2 separate regions of the Mus musculus genome follow, and region 2 is linked to region 1. The links are chromatin loops, found by intact Hi-C in ENCODE. Cell type or tissue: heart. All regions are shown on one strand.

What was found. Peaks named below come from ENCODE experiments on the same cell type or tissue, not always from the same donor. Only the 100,000 strongest peaks of a DNase experiment are listed, where the experiment ranks them.
Region 2: a loop joins it to region 1, with 8 times the contacts of the local background. A loop is called at or near these places in 21 of 42 quality-filtered maps.

Annotation. Positions count from the first base shown.
Region 1 is chr11:6,257,145-6,265,144 of GRCm38, reverse strand. Ddx56 (DEAD box helicase 56) reads left to right here. Exons shown (of 14, transcript NM_026538.3): 7 at 350-469; 8 at 908-1,021; 9 at 1,112-1,206; 10 at 2,409-2,482; 11 at 2,599-2,688; 12 at 3,424-3,529; 13 at 5,525-5,598; 14 at 5,887-7,600. The coding sequence ends at 5,964. Among named protein-coding and RNA genes, the nearest start is that of Ddx56, 6.6 kb to the left of the region's middle. In heart, no CTCF peak of the experiment used is centred here; a DNase peak (open chromatin) is centred at 3,524.
Region 2 is chr11:5,987,315-5,995,314 of GRCm38, reverse strand. Camk2b (calcium/calmodulin-dependent protein kinase II, beta) reads left to right here. Exons shown (of 21, transcript NM_007595.5): 6 at 2,423-2,495; 7 at 4,893-4,995; 8 at 5,069-5,152; 9 at 5,647-5,741; 10 at 5,861-5,983; 11 at 6,277-6,360; 12 at 7,172-7,214. Among named protein-coding and RNA genes, the nearest start is that of Ykt6, 36 kb to the right of the region's middle. In heart, a CTCF peak has its summit at 4,221 (motif pointing left); no DNase peak of the experiment used is centred here; H3K27me3 peaks cover 1,178 bases.

The DNA.
Region 1 (8,000 bases):
TTAAGGAAGAAAGGAAGGAAGGAAGGAAGGAAAATTACGAGTGTAGGTGTTTTATTGCCTGTGTGGTTTATGTGTCCTACGTGCGTAGCTGATGCATAGGGAGGCCATAAAGGGTGTTGGATCCCCTGACATTGGATTTACGGAGTATTAGTTGCCATGTGGGTGCTGGGACTAGGACCTGGGTCCTCTGGAGAGCAGCCGAGCGTTTAGTCCTTGAGCCATCTCTCCAGGTCAGTGCTGTAGTTTTCAGCTGAGGAGGCTGAGGTGCGGATCTGAGGATAATAAAGGAGGTAAAGAGAGAGGGAAGGAGGATGGTTAGGGTCAGGCTGGTCATCCCCTTGGATTGCAGGTGCCACATCATCTCACAGTTCAACCAAGGCTTGTATGATTGCGTCATAGCGACAGATGCTGAAATCTTGGGACCCCAAGTCAAAGGCAAACGTCGAGGCCGCGGGTCCAAAGGAAACAAGTGAGTCCACGGTTCTCTTTTTTCATCATTCCTCCGAGAGGACTGTTTTCAGCCTCTGTAAGACTGAGCCAAAGTGCATAGAGTGAGTGAGTTGTCAGACATTCTCGGTGGTTATACCTGGCAGTCCCACGGGCCCTTGCTTAGCTTCCTGGGCAGACATAGAGTAGAGGGTGATGCCCACATGTGCAGCACAGAGTGTCAGGGTCCCAGAGGCGGTTTATGGGTCAGTATGTTCTGCTATTGCCCAGGGCTAAGGTCAGGGCACAGGTTTGCCTGCATGTCAGAACTCCGGTCCACCCTCCAACACCCCAGCTCCTGGAGTGATTCTAATGTTTGGAGGTCTTTCAGCTTTGCTTAGAGGAGAGATGGCTTAGAGATATATGTGAGAACACATTCCCAGAGGGTGAGTATCTGTCTGATACCAGGTTATTTTCTCAGGGCCTCTGATCCAGAGTCAGGTGTGGCTCGGGGCATAGACTTCCACCACGTGTCTGCGGTCCTCAATTTTGACCTTCCTCCCACCGCAGAGGCTTATGTCCATCGAGCTGGCAGGTAGGAGGATGGGGCGTGGGGTGAGCTGGGGCGTGCGGAAGGACAGATCCTGTGGGCTAGTGGTACACGCTTGATCTTCTCCCTCTGCAGGACAGCTCGAGCCAACAACCCAGGCATAGTTCTGACCTTTGTGTTGCCCGCGGAACAGCCTTTCTTGGGAAAGATTGAGGACCTTCTGAGTGGAGGTAAGAGCCCGTGGTATGACTGCGAGTCTAGGAGCCGGGCTTCTCCCAGCTCACCTGGCGAGCAACTCCAGTGTCTAGTATGGTACTGCACATCTTTCATTGCAGAGCACAGGGGTGAGACAGGATGGCTGACTGACAGTTTGAGGCTAGGCTGGGATACATAGTAAGAACTTTTTTTTTTTTTTTCTATTTTTAAATCAAAGAATGGGGCTTGAGAGGTTGATCTGTGGCTGAACACTTGCTGCTCTTTCCTGTTTTTAAGATGTATGTATGTATGTATGTATGTATGTGAGTACACTGAAGCTGTCTTCAGACACACCAGAAGAGGGCACTGGATCCCATTACAGATGGTTGTGAGCCACCATGTGGGTACTGGGAATTGAACTCAGGACCTCTGGAAGAGCAGTCTTAACCTCTGAGCTGTCTCTCCAGCCCCACTTGCTGCTCTTTTAGAGGACCCAGGTTTAGTTCCTAGCACCTGTTTGACAGTTCACAGACATCTGTAACTCTAGCACCCTCTTGGCATCTGCAGGCACCAGGCATGTAGGCAGTATACATATGTGCATACAGGCAAAACACAAAAAAAGTAAAATAAATAAATCTTTTTCTAAATCCAAGACAAATGAGAGGAGGAAGCCTTATATATAGCAGGCTCCCAGCACTGGAGCCTGAGGTGGGAAGAGAGTTCTAGGTCAGCCCAGGCTACATAGCTAGTTGGAGGCCACCCTGGGTTATATAATGAGGCTCTGTGTAAAATGCTGAGAAACCTGGAGTGATAGCAGACTTCTACCACTGTCCATTATCATCTTTCCCCGATGACAGACACTATGTCCTTTCATATAGTGACTAAAGTAATACTCTGCCATGTTCACTGACTGCTTCATAGTCAGGAGTTAATTAAATACTCTGCTCTGTCTGGACTCAGTTGCTTTGAGTGGGTGACGTGTGCCCTGTTGCAGGCAGCAGCCATCATCATGAGGAGTCTTGTGGGTGGTGGGTTGTGAGCCTGAGGCTGATGACAGGCACACCGGGCTGAAGCACACACCCCTAACCTAAGTGTTTTGGGAGCTGCTTTTAGACTCAAAGACAGTGATGCTGAGTCTCATGGTACAGCCTCATTTCAGAGAAGAGGAGCAGGAGGCTACCAGGGGAAGGCCTTACATGGGCCCTGCCCTCAACCTTCACAACTGCCTTCTCCCCAGAGGGCGAGGCCCCCATCCTGCTTCCATACCAGTTCCAGATGGAGGAGATTGAAAGCTTTCGTTATCGCTGCAGGGTAAGCTTGACAAAGGTGGGGAGGAGGGATGTTGTGGAGTGAGCTGTGACCCAGGGATTATACCCCATCGATGAACACGCGGGTCTAAGGCCGTCTCACCCCTGGTCTACCCACAGGATGCCATGCGCTCAGTGACCAAGCAGGCCATTCGAGAGGCGAGACTGAAGGAGATCAAGGAGGAGCTTCTGCACTCAGAGAAGCTCAAGGTGAGGGCTTGGAGCTCAAGGTGAGAGCGGACAGCTGAATGGTTTGCTGGCCTTTGGCAGGGAGAGGTAGGAAACCAGTTGAAAGACAGCTGTCCTGCTGGGAGGGTGGTAGACACACTTCACAGTGTGCACTCGGTTAATTATAAATGAGCATACATAGTGTATGTGTGAACAACATTATTGGGAATACTATTAGAATCATTACAACATTATTTGGAAGCCCTGTAAGGTCCATACTAGGGTTCTTAGAATGTACAAGCCATACCTAGCTGTTACAAAGACATGGAAGAGTGTGGAGAGGCTGTTGGTGTTGATGAAGAACAGTCTGTAAGAAGATAACTAAGCTTAAGTGATTCAGAGTGCCTATGTTTGTGTCTTAGAGAAGTAAACAGACATGTCCTTGTACAGGGTATATCCTTGTACCCATTTTGGAGACTCTAGTCTAGCATCAGTGCGTGAATAAAGGCTCTAGCTGCCCCACATTGTGAAACTCTGGTGTGTGAGAAGGGACCTCCAGAGTAGACAGATTTCCTGGAGGTAGCATTGTCTGGATATGCTACAGCATGCAGTGCCTTGCTTGGCCAGCAGAGGGCAACTGTGCAAGCCATGAGAAGCTTGTCCTGGTTCGTCCTAGGCAGTTGCTGTCAAGGAGGATGAAGAACAAAGTGGTAGGCAAACTTCACTTCACTGTGACGCTTTTTGTGCATTTTAAATCTTGTGCTCTCTGTCCGTTAGACATACTTTGAAGACAACCCCAGAGACCTTCAGCTACTTCGCCATGATCTGCCCTTGCACCCGGCAGTGGTGAAGCCTCATTTGGGCCATGTCCCTGACTATTTGGGTGAGTGTGGCTGAGGGTCAGAAGTCTGGAGGACAGAGCCTCGCTCTTGGCCATCTTCCACCAGCTCCTGTGCTTGGTGCTGGGACAGCTTGTGTGTGAGGGCACTAGAGACCAGGCAGTTCAGAGTACGTGAGCACGAGCAACCATGCTCCATGTACCAGCTCGTGCAGCTGTGTTCCACCCGTCTATCTCATCATAACTGGGTTGCATTGTGGAGATGAGGAAACTGGTTGTGCAGAGTTGGTGGCATATTCCAGGGTTTGGTTGAGTAGGAAAATGAGCCAGTGACTGGCTTCCCGTGTTCTCAGGATGCTGAGCACATTTGAGGGAGAGTCCTGACTCAGGACCTTGTGCTGGGGAATACTCTAGATTGGCAGGCACCAAGCTGAAACCACTGTGGTTTGAGGGTAGGGGCAGATGAGGGGGGCACACGGTGCTGAGGGAGGGAAGGTATCTGTTCAAGCTAGCTGGTCCTTCACAACTCAGGAAGGCTCTGGGCTTTCCCTTTGGATGTGTAGTGTGGGGTATTTTTGGCAGTGAGTATCCCTGCCTTCCATGCTTACAATAAACAAAGAAGAGTTGATAAGACGGTGGCCGGCCAGTTAGCGTAGGCTCTCCATCATTCCTGATCCTACCTGCCTGTAATGGAGTCAGTTTGCTAATGTGATGTTGCTGCTTTGGAAGTGACAGAAGGGCTGGGCAGTTGTGGTACACGCCTTTAATGCTAACACCCAGGAGGCAGAGACGGGCAGATCTTTGTGAGTTTGAGGCCAGCCTGGTCTACAGATGGAGTTCTACAGCCACAAGGGCTATGTAGAAAAACCCTGTCTCAAAAAACCAAAACAAAACAAAACAGGTGACAGGAAGGTATGGGAGAGACATACCAGGGCCGACAAGGTTTGAGTGTGAAAGGGCCCAGGAAAGATGACACCAGACCTAGGGCTGCAGGCAGGCTTCTAAGGGATAGTGAGCTGGAGATGACCCCACCCTTGGTCTGTGTCAGAAATGCTAGGAGGCTCCCTTTGGCCTAAAGCACCTACTAAGAGCAAAGTCACTCACTAAGAGTGAGCCAGGAAGTTTGCAAGATCCGGGAAGGTCTGACATGTTAGATGTGGCCTATCCTGTTGAGGTGCCTGCTCTGAGGCTAGGCCCAAGATCTTGTGAAGTTGGGGTGGAATACAGAGGGAACGGGAGGAGCAGTAATAGGGACTAGAGAATTTGCAGTTCAGGAGCAGCACAAAGAGAACCCACCCTCTGACTTCTCTCTTTTTAAATGCCTCACCCTTGTAGGCGTTTCTTCCCTCCCTCCCTCCCTTTCTCTGTGCCGTGTACACACTCTGCTATGAATATGCCATAGCTTCTCTTGTTATGTGTGCTTTGCATTAAATGTAATCACTACAGACATGATTTAGACAGTGGGAGCCTATGGAACTAACTTTAATCTTCTGTTTGCGCACATATAACAAGTAATTGAGTATTGGATACTCTTCCCTTCAGCCCCCTCCCCCGGCCCCACTTTATGGGTTTTTGTTGTTGCTTTGTTTTTTAAGATTATTTATTATATGTAATACACTGTAGCTGTCTTGAGACACACCAGAAGAGGGCACCAGATCCCATTACAGATGGTTGTGAGCCACCATGTGGTTGCTGGGATTTGAATTCGGGATCTTCAGAAGAGCAGTCATTGCTCTTAACCACTGTGCCACTTTATGTTTTTTTGAGACAGGGTTTCTCTGTTTAGCCCTGGCAGTTCTGGAACTCACTCTATTGACCAGGCTGGCCTTGAACTCAAACCCTCCTGCCTCTGCCTCCTGATTACTGGGATTAAATGTGTGCACCACCACTGCTAGACTGAATTGGAGTCTGTGCTGTAAGTGTACAGAGTAATGCTGAGAAGGGAGTGGCCAGCACTGAAAGCCAGGTCTCACGCTATAGAGAGAACTGTGTAGCTGAAGTAGGGGTGAGGCCATCCCTGAGGCCCAGCATCTCTTCCAGTTCCTGCTGCTCTTCGTGGCCTTGTACATCCTCGAAAGAAACGGAGAAAGGTGCCCTTCTCTAGGAAGGCTAAGGTACGTCTCCCACGATGCCTGGCACAGAAGCAGTGCTCCTTCCCACCATGCCCTGCATCTTCAGCAGCTGAGGGAGGGATGGGACTCCCAGGAATGGGGGTGGGTTTGTGGTATTCGCACAGCTGCCTGAAGGCCCTGTGTCTGCCCACAGTAGCCTCCCTCACGTCTGCAGCAGCTAGCAGTTTCTGGCTTGTGGCACAGGGATTTGGTCAGGTGTCAGCACTGCTCATGTCTGTTGGGACCATCTGACTGATTCATCAAACTAACTTTCGACTTCTGCTCTTGTAGAAGGTGAAGGCCCAGAACCCACTGCGTGACTTTAAGCACAGGGGAAAGAAACCTAAGCCCGCAGCAAAGCCTTCTTGAGGTTGCCTGAGCCTGAGGACACTGAATTGGGCATCCTGGCCTGGATGGAGTGGGCTTTCTGCTCTGTTTGTGGGCACATTCTGGTGCTCAGTGTGTGGACAGACTGTACTTTGAGGAAGCAGCTTTGGACACCCCATCTCCTTGGTACTACTGGGCTGCCATTTTGTCCATTAGCAGAATAAAGATTCCAGCTGCCCCGGGCTGTGACCCTCTGGAATGTGGGAAAAGATTGCTTTCCCAAATCTCCGGAGTTGACAGAAAAGGTGGTGTTGTCTGGCTCTGCTGCTGCCTGCCTCAGTTGGCAAGCCAAGGCCAGGTGTCCTGGTTCTGCCGGTCCAGTGTTGGGCTGTGACTGACCCAGAGCCCTGTCTGTAGTTCCTGCAGTTCTACCACCCCAGATCAGCAGACCGAAGAGCTTGTGTTCTTCTAAGTCAGGGCATTCCTGACCATAAGCCCCTGGATCTCCCCAGCATACGCATGTTCACATTCAGAGGAAAACATCACTAAGCCCTGGGAGCCAAGGCAACTAGCGTCCCTTTTTGGATGAAAGATTGTGACAGTCTGTGTGTTTGTTTCAGAAGCACAAGTGGTAATATACGGAATGCACACCTACAAGACCCCTCCTCCATGTCCCAACCTGAGCACTGGCTGCAGGGGGCTTCAGAGGAGGTGATGCTCTGCATCCTCCCTCAGCATCCTCCTACCTGTCCTGTATACCAGTTACTCTCTGCCTGGCTGCTTGTCACTTGCTTATCAGGCATCGGAAGGCCAGGCTGGGGTAGAAGAGAAGTCAAGCCTGAAGTTCAGCTTTGGTTCTAGTCAGGGGGTGTGGCTGGAGGGACAGGGTGAGGCTTGGGGTTTCTGTGTCTTAACTCCAAGGGTCTCCAGGACGCTGGAGTATGTAGCCTGGGAAGACGGGGATTGTCAGTGGTAGATGTATTCCAGAGCCTCGAAGCCCACAGTGTCATGCTATCCTGTGCTCAGTTGTAGTGAGAAAAAGATGAAGAGTAGCCCTGGGGGCCAGGAAGATGGTTTGTAGATAAGTGTTTGCTGTGCAAGTAGTGAGGGCCTGGGTGTGCTTCCTCAGCACCCATGGAAAGACAGAGTGGCAGTCTGCATCTCCAACACCGTTGTGTGCCTTTAGGCAGGGAGGGAGTGCAAAAGGGCTTGCTGGCTAGGCAGTGTAGACAAAACAGGATGCTCTAGGTTCAGGGAAAGACTGGATCCTAAAAACTAAGATGGAGAGCAACAGAGAAGACCCACTGTGACCTCTGCATGCAGAACAGCATGCATCAGCATATGCAAAAACAGCAATTCCTGGCCTTTGCCGCCCTGCTTTGCTGACAGCCCTGGACAGTTCGGTGGACTGAGGTGGATGTTGGTCCATGCCTGCTGTTCCTGTGGTACTGTCTGATTCTGTCACTTTCCTTACCATGGTGAGGACATGTGCCCCAAACCACCTAGTTGTTAGGGTAGTTCAGTGGGGCTCAGCAGGTAAAGGTGTTTGCCTGTAAGGTGTGTGAACCAAGGCCAGTTCTTAGGACCCTCATGGTGGGAGGAAAGAAGAGATTCTCACAAGTTCTCTGACCACATATTTGCAATGGCTTTTGTGCTCCCATACCCCATAAATAAATTCAAAAGCAATCCAGTAAAGATGGGGTCACACAGCAGGTGGGGCGAGGTCAGGTTTGGAGCCTGGCCTGGTCAGCAGTACAGGGCTAGCTGTGTGGGTTGTTACTGCAGTAGCTGGCGACTGTTCTGGGACCTGCCGTTACTCAGGCCTACACTTTGGGATGAGATAACTTAGGCTGTGGAGAAAATGTTCCCTGTTTTCTGAGTCTAAGTAGGGAGAGTATGCAGAGCTTACTACCCTTAAGCTTGCTATTGATTCTTCGTAAGTTTCTCATCATGTACCCCAGTCCCACCCATCTCCTTGTCACCCCGACCCTTGCAGCCTCGTCGTCCCCCCCCCCCCAAAAAAAAAGAAACAAAGCATAGAAAACATTGAGGGAGCTGTAATGTCACAGTGCGTCCCA
Region 2 (8,000 bases), 270 kb after region 1:
GAGGGGCTTTTCTGAACCCATTTCTGTCTAAGGAAGCTGGAGATTCCTTTTAGAGAGACACAGGGCTTTTAGTTTGGAGTTTGTGGGGGAAACTTAGAGGTGGCTAAGTCCTTTTACAAACCAAAGAAAACAAAATTTGGAACACAGACGTATTCTTGCAATTCTCAGAAGCCAGGCATGGCAGTATGTACCGGTGGTCCTAGCCACAGTGATGCTGGCCAGGTCCCAAGCTGAGAATCATGTCAGGACCTAGCCAGTGTCCACAATGCTGCCTGACTGGGATTCAGGCCACAGAGTGACTCCCAAAGTAAGACACTAAGACAGTATTGATGCCCTGGTGATGGAGATAGCATGGGCCAGAGCAGCGTGAGGGAAAGTCCCTAAAGAGAGTTCCCTGAGCCACTATTCTCTGGCTGGGTAAGTGCCCTAGCCTGCCGCAGGTCCCTGTTGTCACTTTCCCTCCTACAGCTTGGTGCCATGCTCTCCCGGAGAGTCTTGTCTTGCCCACCAGCTTATTCTGTAGTACTAGTGACCTTCTCAGGGTGGCTGTGGCAGCCATGAGGAACTTCCACTTGTGTGAGGACCAGCCTGTGCCAGAAAGGGAAGCTCACCAGCCCAGCAGCATGGGCTGGAGCCTCTGGGCACCAAAAGAGGCTTCCTGGTAGGCCCAGCAGCACCAGGAAGGATGCCTGAGGAGCAGGAGGGCAGGAAAGTGTGTACTGCTAGGCACATGCTGACAGTGTTATCATGGAGGGTAAGACCTCAGGGCCTTGCCTAGAGCCTTCGCTGGACTTGAAATGGGCTCTCTGAAAACTGCGCCTGAGGAAGGTGCCAGCTCTGTCCCTCAGCATTCTCTCAGTGCATGGAGCAGGCTGGACCCATGTGGTGGCATAGGCAGATGGCACTTCCCAGTGACCATGGCTGCACATAAATCAATCCTTTGGAAGAATGTCCCAGATAGAAGGGAGATCAGCCAACTGGGGGCTATGCAGACCACAGACGCGGCTGGAGACCGACAGTCTGTGGCTCTAATTTTTTCTAAATAGGGCCACAGGACCCTCTCCATTCATATAGTCTGAGAGGCCCATTGGCCATTGGCCAACTCAATAGAGGCCCTTTGCACCCGGCAGGGCTGGGGAAAAGATTTTGAACTTACAGCTGTGCCCCATTGGTTCCGGTGTTTGTGGGTTTGGCCTATGGGAAGCCTGAGCTCTGCTCACTTGGGGGAGACATTCTGTGCCCAGTCCTACAGGCCTTGCCATGAACACAGTTGTCCCCTAACCTGCATGGGACTGGGCATCACCCTGAGTGACAAGTGCTGGATTCTCTTGGGGACAAAGATAAGGTATGGTGCCAGGCAGAATAGAATGTCATGAGAAATGGCAGTTTCTTATGGTGACACAGGAAAGGGGCCAAGATGGACCCTGAGAGAAAGCTGGGAAGACAGGGTTTCAAGGCCCCCATGCAGGCAAGGGGTGGAAACATTCTGGAAGATTGCCTCCCACAAGTTGGACTTGGTTCTTTCTGAACTCACAAACTTCAGGTTCATATCCATCAGATGTCAAGGGTGAGCTTCGTGTGAATATAGTTCACAGTGCCGTGCTGGTCATGTCCACGTGGGGCCAGACTTGGGGGTGAGGGGGTACTGTTTGAGAAGGGTGGTTTTCATACCCCAGGGAAGCCAACCTTTGGTCACACCACTGTCTCTAGGGTGAGGTCCCATGTGACTCATATCTGGCTCCAGGGGCTACTAGGGCAGGGCACAGGCTACAGAACCTCTGCATCCTTGGGGCTGGTGGCCCTGAGCCTGTTGTGTGGAAGGACAGGAAGGATCCGGGACTGCCACCAATAGAACAGAGGGGACTCCTGTGCTCAGGCTGTCCCCTGGGCAGCCAGGCACCCTGCCCAATAGATGTCTTCACGTGGATAAGGCTGGACTGGTGGATACCCAGGCACTGTATCTATTGAGATGAAGAAGCTGTAATGCAGTGTTGCCACTTCCAAGCAGGCAGGCTTATCCACATTCCTGGCACCCATGCTCCTGCCCACAGGCCTCACTTACAGCAGGCATCTCTACCCACAGCTTACGGTCCGTTTAGCCTATCTCAGCCCAGGTAAGCAGGAAACCAGAGTGTCTCTTCAGAGTTACTGCGGTGGATCCCGTTCTGATTTCTAAGCTCAGCTGGGCCCAGCAGGGGAGGCAGAGCAAGGACTAGAAGAGCTGGCCTTGGGGCTGAGGAAGGACTTCCTTGTAGCCAGCATCTCCTTCTGCCATGGCTTCCCTCATCATCCTTGCTCCCTCCAGCCTGGGAATTGAACCCCAGTCCCCCACAGCACTCCTGCCTTCCCCATGCCTCCTTTGCTGCTCCCCTCCCTGGCCACCCCAGGACCACTCAACTAACTTGTCTGCTGTTTGCTATAGTCACTGCATCCAGCAGATCCTGGAAGCTGTTCTCCATTGTCACCAAATGGGGGTCGTCCACAGAGACCTCAAGGTGAGTTTCTTATCTGCTCTGTGACAGGTTGTCACCCACACCTACCGACCATGTAAAAGGAGGTGTGGAGTACGAGGGAGGGGTGTGGGTGGAAGGTGTGCGTGCATACTATGTGCTTGCACGAAGAAGTGTGAGTGCATGTGTGTTCATGTCTGGGCAAGGCCATATGCACATGTGTGTACATAGAGGCATGAGTGCATGCGTAACTAGCTGGGTGTGTGCATGCAGGTGTGTGCACAGATGTGACATGTGGCTGCACACTTACAACCCAGCATCCCCGTCACTTCTGGAACCGCCCAGTTAACCGAGGTACACTCAGATTCTCACTTTCTAGTCCCCTGCCAAGATGGAGCTCTCAAGGCTCAGGGAGAGCAGGAGCAGACTGGCTTAGCCAACTCCTCTCAGACCTCTCTTTCCGATTCCATGATGCCCACAGCTAGACTATGGGATCTAGTTCTGTTCAAAAGAAAACCTGTCGCTCAGTGTGAGGCTTATCCCTTTAATTCCAGTGCCTAGGAAACTGAGGCAAGAGGGTCAGGGGTTCAAGGGTAGCCTAGGGTACATAGCACTGAGGGCAGCCAAGCTACATGAGACCCTGCCTCATGAGAAAACAACTAATGACCCTGAGCTTTCTATAGACCCTATCCCCCCAACCCCTTCTTGACTGTAACCTCTACTTTTCCAAGGTCTGGTTCAGCCGTTTGTTGAGTCCACCTGTTTGGGGACACTATAGATGCCAGTCCTGGCCTGAATGTCTTTAAGGCCGACCTTCCCCTGAGCCTCAGTGCTAACTGGGGTGATCACTCCTTTCTTAGGCCATAGGCTAGGGGCCAGTCTTTGCTGCTGTTCTGGGAAGGGTATCACATCCTACTGGATGTCCCCTCTATCTCACCATGTGTCCTTGCTTCCTTGAGCATCCTGCTCTGTTTTATCTGGGCCAGCAGTGAACAAGACCCCTGAGAGAAGGGGGTCTATGTCACTGATTAAATGAGGTGCGGGCACTACACTTGCAGAGAGTTACCGCAGAGGCTAAGGCAGAGAAGTATGTGTTCCCTACATCTCCAGGTCTGGGCAAACAAGATCTTCTTTTTGAGAGAATAGAGCGCCCCTCCTTTCCTGGAGGAGATCCCACCATCTTGATGAGGCAGACCCACAGATGACACAGTGCTAGGTAGAAGCTACACAGTCAAGACAAGGCAGGAGAGAGCATGTGTAGGCCGTGTCTCAGAGAGTGGTTGTGAAGGAGCCAGAGTACAGCCCAGCCTCTACGGCCTGACTGCTGCCTCCTCCAAGGCCCCAGACTTTCCTGCCTTGCACCTTCTAGAGCTCCCATGTGATTAACACATTTCCAATGCAGGAGCAGAGAGCCTGGGGCCCCTGCCATGCTCACAATGGCAAAGTGAAAATGGGCAAGGCTGAGCGTGAACCCTGCCTATCACCAGAGGGGAGGGAGTTTTAGTAGATCTGTAGCCTTGGGCTTGCTTACTTCACACTCACAGCTCGAGTGCTTGTGAAGCTCTGGTCTGCGGTGGGCCCGGAGACCCAACTCAGGAAGCTTGCATCTTTCTGTGTAGGTGGGCAGGCATACTTGGGTTCCAGGAATCACATTAAGCCATGTAAAGTCTCTGAGATGGATAACAAAAGCAGGCCATGGCAGTCCGAGGACCCAGGGGTGAGACGCCTCTTTGCTGAGTGCTGAAGAGCCCCCTGGTGGTCAGAAGCCAGGAACTTCCTGATTGGTGCCCAGAGCTGCCAGGACAGGCTGCTGTGGTTACAGGTTAGACAGAAAGGCCAGGGAAAGCAAATTGCAGAGGGGCCTCTTAGGCCTTCAACAACTAAGAGACAACAGCCTCTCTGGCCACTTCTTCAGGACAAAACAAATATCCCTGCAGCTGAACCAAGAATGATTCTCCGTGAGGATGCTTCCCCACTTGTGGATGCAGACAACTAAGCGACCCATGGCTCCTTTCTGTCCCGTGTAGTAGTGCTGACTGGAGCTGAGTGGGATTTGGGTGTTCCTCCATGTCCTGTGAAGAACACTGCCCAAGTCCCTAGACTCTCCACCATGTCAGAAAGGAGAGGGGCAAGACTGGCCTCTATCAGTGGGGCAGCCCTGCAGGCCTACGATGGAGATGTTGTGTTGTCTGTGAGGGAGAGCTGGAGATTTTGTTCTCATTTTAGGAAGCAAGGCACCCAAGTTCAAACTGAGAGCTAACTTCCCTTTGAATGACTGGGGCTGCCATCCTTGTCCCCAGAGAGGAGCCAAGCTATAGGTCTAGGACCTCCATGTTGGGCGGCACACTGTGCCTCCCTGTCCAGCAAACTGCTGCTGTCTGTCTCTGTTTTGTGCCCCGCCCCTTACAACTGCGCTGTGGCCTGACGGCTCTCTCCCTGTAGCCTGAGAACCTGCTTCTGGCCAGCAAATGCAAAGGCGCCGCAGTGAAGCTGGCAGACTTCGGCCTGGCCATCGAGGTTCAGGGAGACCAGCAGGCATGGTTTGGTGAGTGTCAGGGGGCAGGCAGAGGGTACTGGCAGCTCCTCATGGCCCTTCATGGTCCCTTCCCCTTCGGTAGGATTTGCGGGAACGCCAGGCTACCTGTCTCCCGAGGTCCTTCGGAAGGAGGCCTACGGCAAACCTGTGGACATCTGGGCATGTGGTAAGACCTGTGTGTGAGAGGTGGCTGGGTTGCATGGTGAGTGTGTGGTAGTGTTTTTGGAATCGTTCCCTCTGCCCTGCAGTGTGCAGGTGGCTGGCTTACCCTGCCCTGAGCCAAGTATGTGTGTCATCCCTGCCTCTGGGCTGCCTTAGCAGGGATCTCTCACCGTGACTACATTTACCAATGTGCCCCAGGCCATTATGTTTGTCTGCCTGTGCTCATTATAGGTCTGTGCCCAGAGCAAGTGGACACCAGGATACAGGGACCAGGGGCTGTCAGACCACAGGGCAAGGTGGCTCCTTAGGTGGGCTCTTCTCTTTCTGGTGGGGATACAGCAGAGGCGGCTGGCCAGGCTCCCTAGTGACATAGGGTGGAGATGGAGCAGGGATCAGAGGCCGTTTGTGCCATCCTTCCCATGGTGGAGGGGCGCAAAGGGACACTGAGGACTGACCCTGGGGGCCCCAGGGCTATGCTGCTCACCTCCCCATCCACAGGGGTGATCCTGTATATCCTGCTGGTGGGCTACCCACCTTTCTGGGATGAGGACCAACACAAGCTGTACCAGCAGATCAAGGCTGGGGCGTATGATGTGAGTGGGCGCCGGCGTGGAGGGTGGGGACTGCCGCACCCTGGGTCTCCCCTCCTCTCCATGGCCTCTGCCCAGGGGAGGGGCTTCAGCCTTGCCCTGTGCCCCGCTTCCTTCTGTAGTTCCCATCCCCTGAGTGGGACACCGTTACTCCTGAAGCCAAAAACCTCATCAACCAGATGCTGACCATCAACCCTGCCAAGCGCATCACGGCCCATGAGGCCCTGAAGCACCCATGGGTCTGCGTAAGTCATTCTTGGCAAACTCTAGGGGCCAGTTCCTAGTGGGTATATCCAGGGCCCCCAAGATGGCCCTGGGCTTCTGTACCTTGTGTCTGACCACTCCCCTGGTCTGTGAAGGACAAGACTTGAACTTGGAAATAAGTTGGGGACCGCAGGTGGGAACGAGTGATCGATCTCTTTGTCATTGTGGCTGGCCCTAGAGTGCCACCACCTTGAACCTCTCTCCTAAGCCTCTGGGGACAAGACTGACACCTCTGATGATCCTCACTGCCCTGTGACTTCCCTTCTCCCAACAGCAACGTTCCACCGTGGCCTCTATGATGCACAGACAGGAGACTGTGGAATGTCTGAAGAAGTTCAATGCAAGGAGGAAGCTCAAGGTAGGCGAGACTCAGTCCCCAACCCTGCGTCCTGGTGGGCTCCATGCTGGAAGTAGGGGTGTCAGTAGGACCTGCAGAAGAGGAAGCAGGAGAAACCCCCAAATGCCTGTTTGCAAGTCCAGACCAGAGGATTCCAGATGCTGGCACAGCTCAGAGGGTTGAGCTTGGCCCTGGGTACAGAGCTGGTCGCTTCATCACCCTGAGGGCTAAAGGAGTACTGGGCCAGAGCAGGTTTGGTAAAGGGCAGAGCAGAAGGGTCCTGGTGGGCCCAGCAGGTTAGGGAGGCAAGTGGACAGAACCAATCCTGATAGTTGCTGGCCAGTCAGGGACAGGAGTAGACCCGGGAGCCATTGCTTGATTGAGCTTCCCCAAAGCATTGAGGACAACCGTGACTACCCTGGGCCTGTTAAAGGAATGGTTCTCAACTTGTGGGTCAAGACCCTTTAGTGGGTCACATATCAGATGTTCCGCATGTCATTCATAACACCACAGTAGCAAGATTACAGTGATGAAGTGGTAACGAGATAACTTTGTGGCCGAGCATCACCGCGACATGAGGAACTGTATTAAGGTGCCACAGCATTTAGGAAGGACAAGAACCCCTTCCTGGCCACGCCCACTTCTCAGGAGTCTGGACGCTGTGATTTGTGGGTAGTGTGAGCTTTAACTATGGGCGTGTGACTTGCCTTAGTGCTAGAGGCTCCGGAAATCTTACTTCTCTGGTAGGCTGAACTTGTAAGCTGGGGGCAGAGGCAGACACTAACAGGGTGACAGACACTAACAGGGTGACCCTGCCTCTGCTTCTTCGTAGGGAGCCATCCTCACCACTATGCTGGCCACACGGAATTTCTCAGGTGAGACATTCTTCTCTAGGGAAGACGGTGTCTGAGTGCCACCCTCATTCTACAGAAAGCCTCCTCCTTCTTCACCGGCCCTCAGACCCTTTCCTCCAGGCTGGCGGGGGTCCAGCTTCTGTCCTTACCTCTAAGGTCCTCTGCCCAGAAGGCCTTTTGGCTTTTCTCATTGGGTACCACTGAGGTCTGCTACGCCCCAGTCCTGCCTCCTCCGTGTCGTTGGGTCTGTGTCCCTCACTTGACACCCCAGTGTCTGTGCTGCCAACACCTGGCCTGCCACCTGTATCCGTCCAAGCGTCTGTTGGGCAGCCTTGTGGCCTCCTTGTCCTCAGTACTCTGAGCATCGTGTTGTGTGTGGGAGACAGCTGAAGTGGGGGTGGTGATGGATGAGTTTGAGGTCTGCGCACGGGGTGACTTGTAAGTTCTGGATGGGCCACCTGCCCCGGTTGTTTCAGTGGGTGATGGGAGAATGAAGACTCAAGGGTCTGTTAGAGACCCATGGGGTCCACCCGGGGGGAACAGTGTCGGCCCCAGTGCCCGGACAGCTCTGTCTGTGGCGTCTTCGTCGTCTGACGCTATGTGCGAGCGTTCATGGTCGTCTCTCCTTGTCTGTCTGCATCTGGCACCCTGCCTCCTGTTACTTTGCTGTGATGCTGTATTGCCGGGAATGGGCACACGGTCACACCAACACTAATGGGACTGTCCTGTCTGCTGTGTGCCCCGCATGCCCCACAGGGCACAGGAAGCCCCACTGGGGTGTTCTAAGGAGAAAGGAGGCAAAGGTTT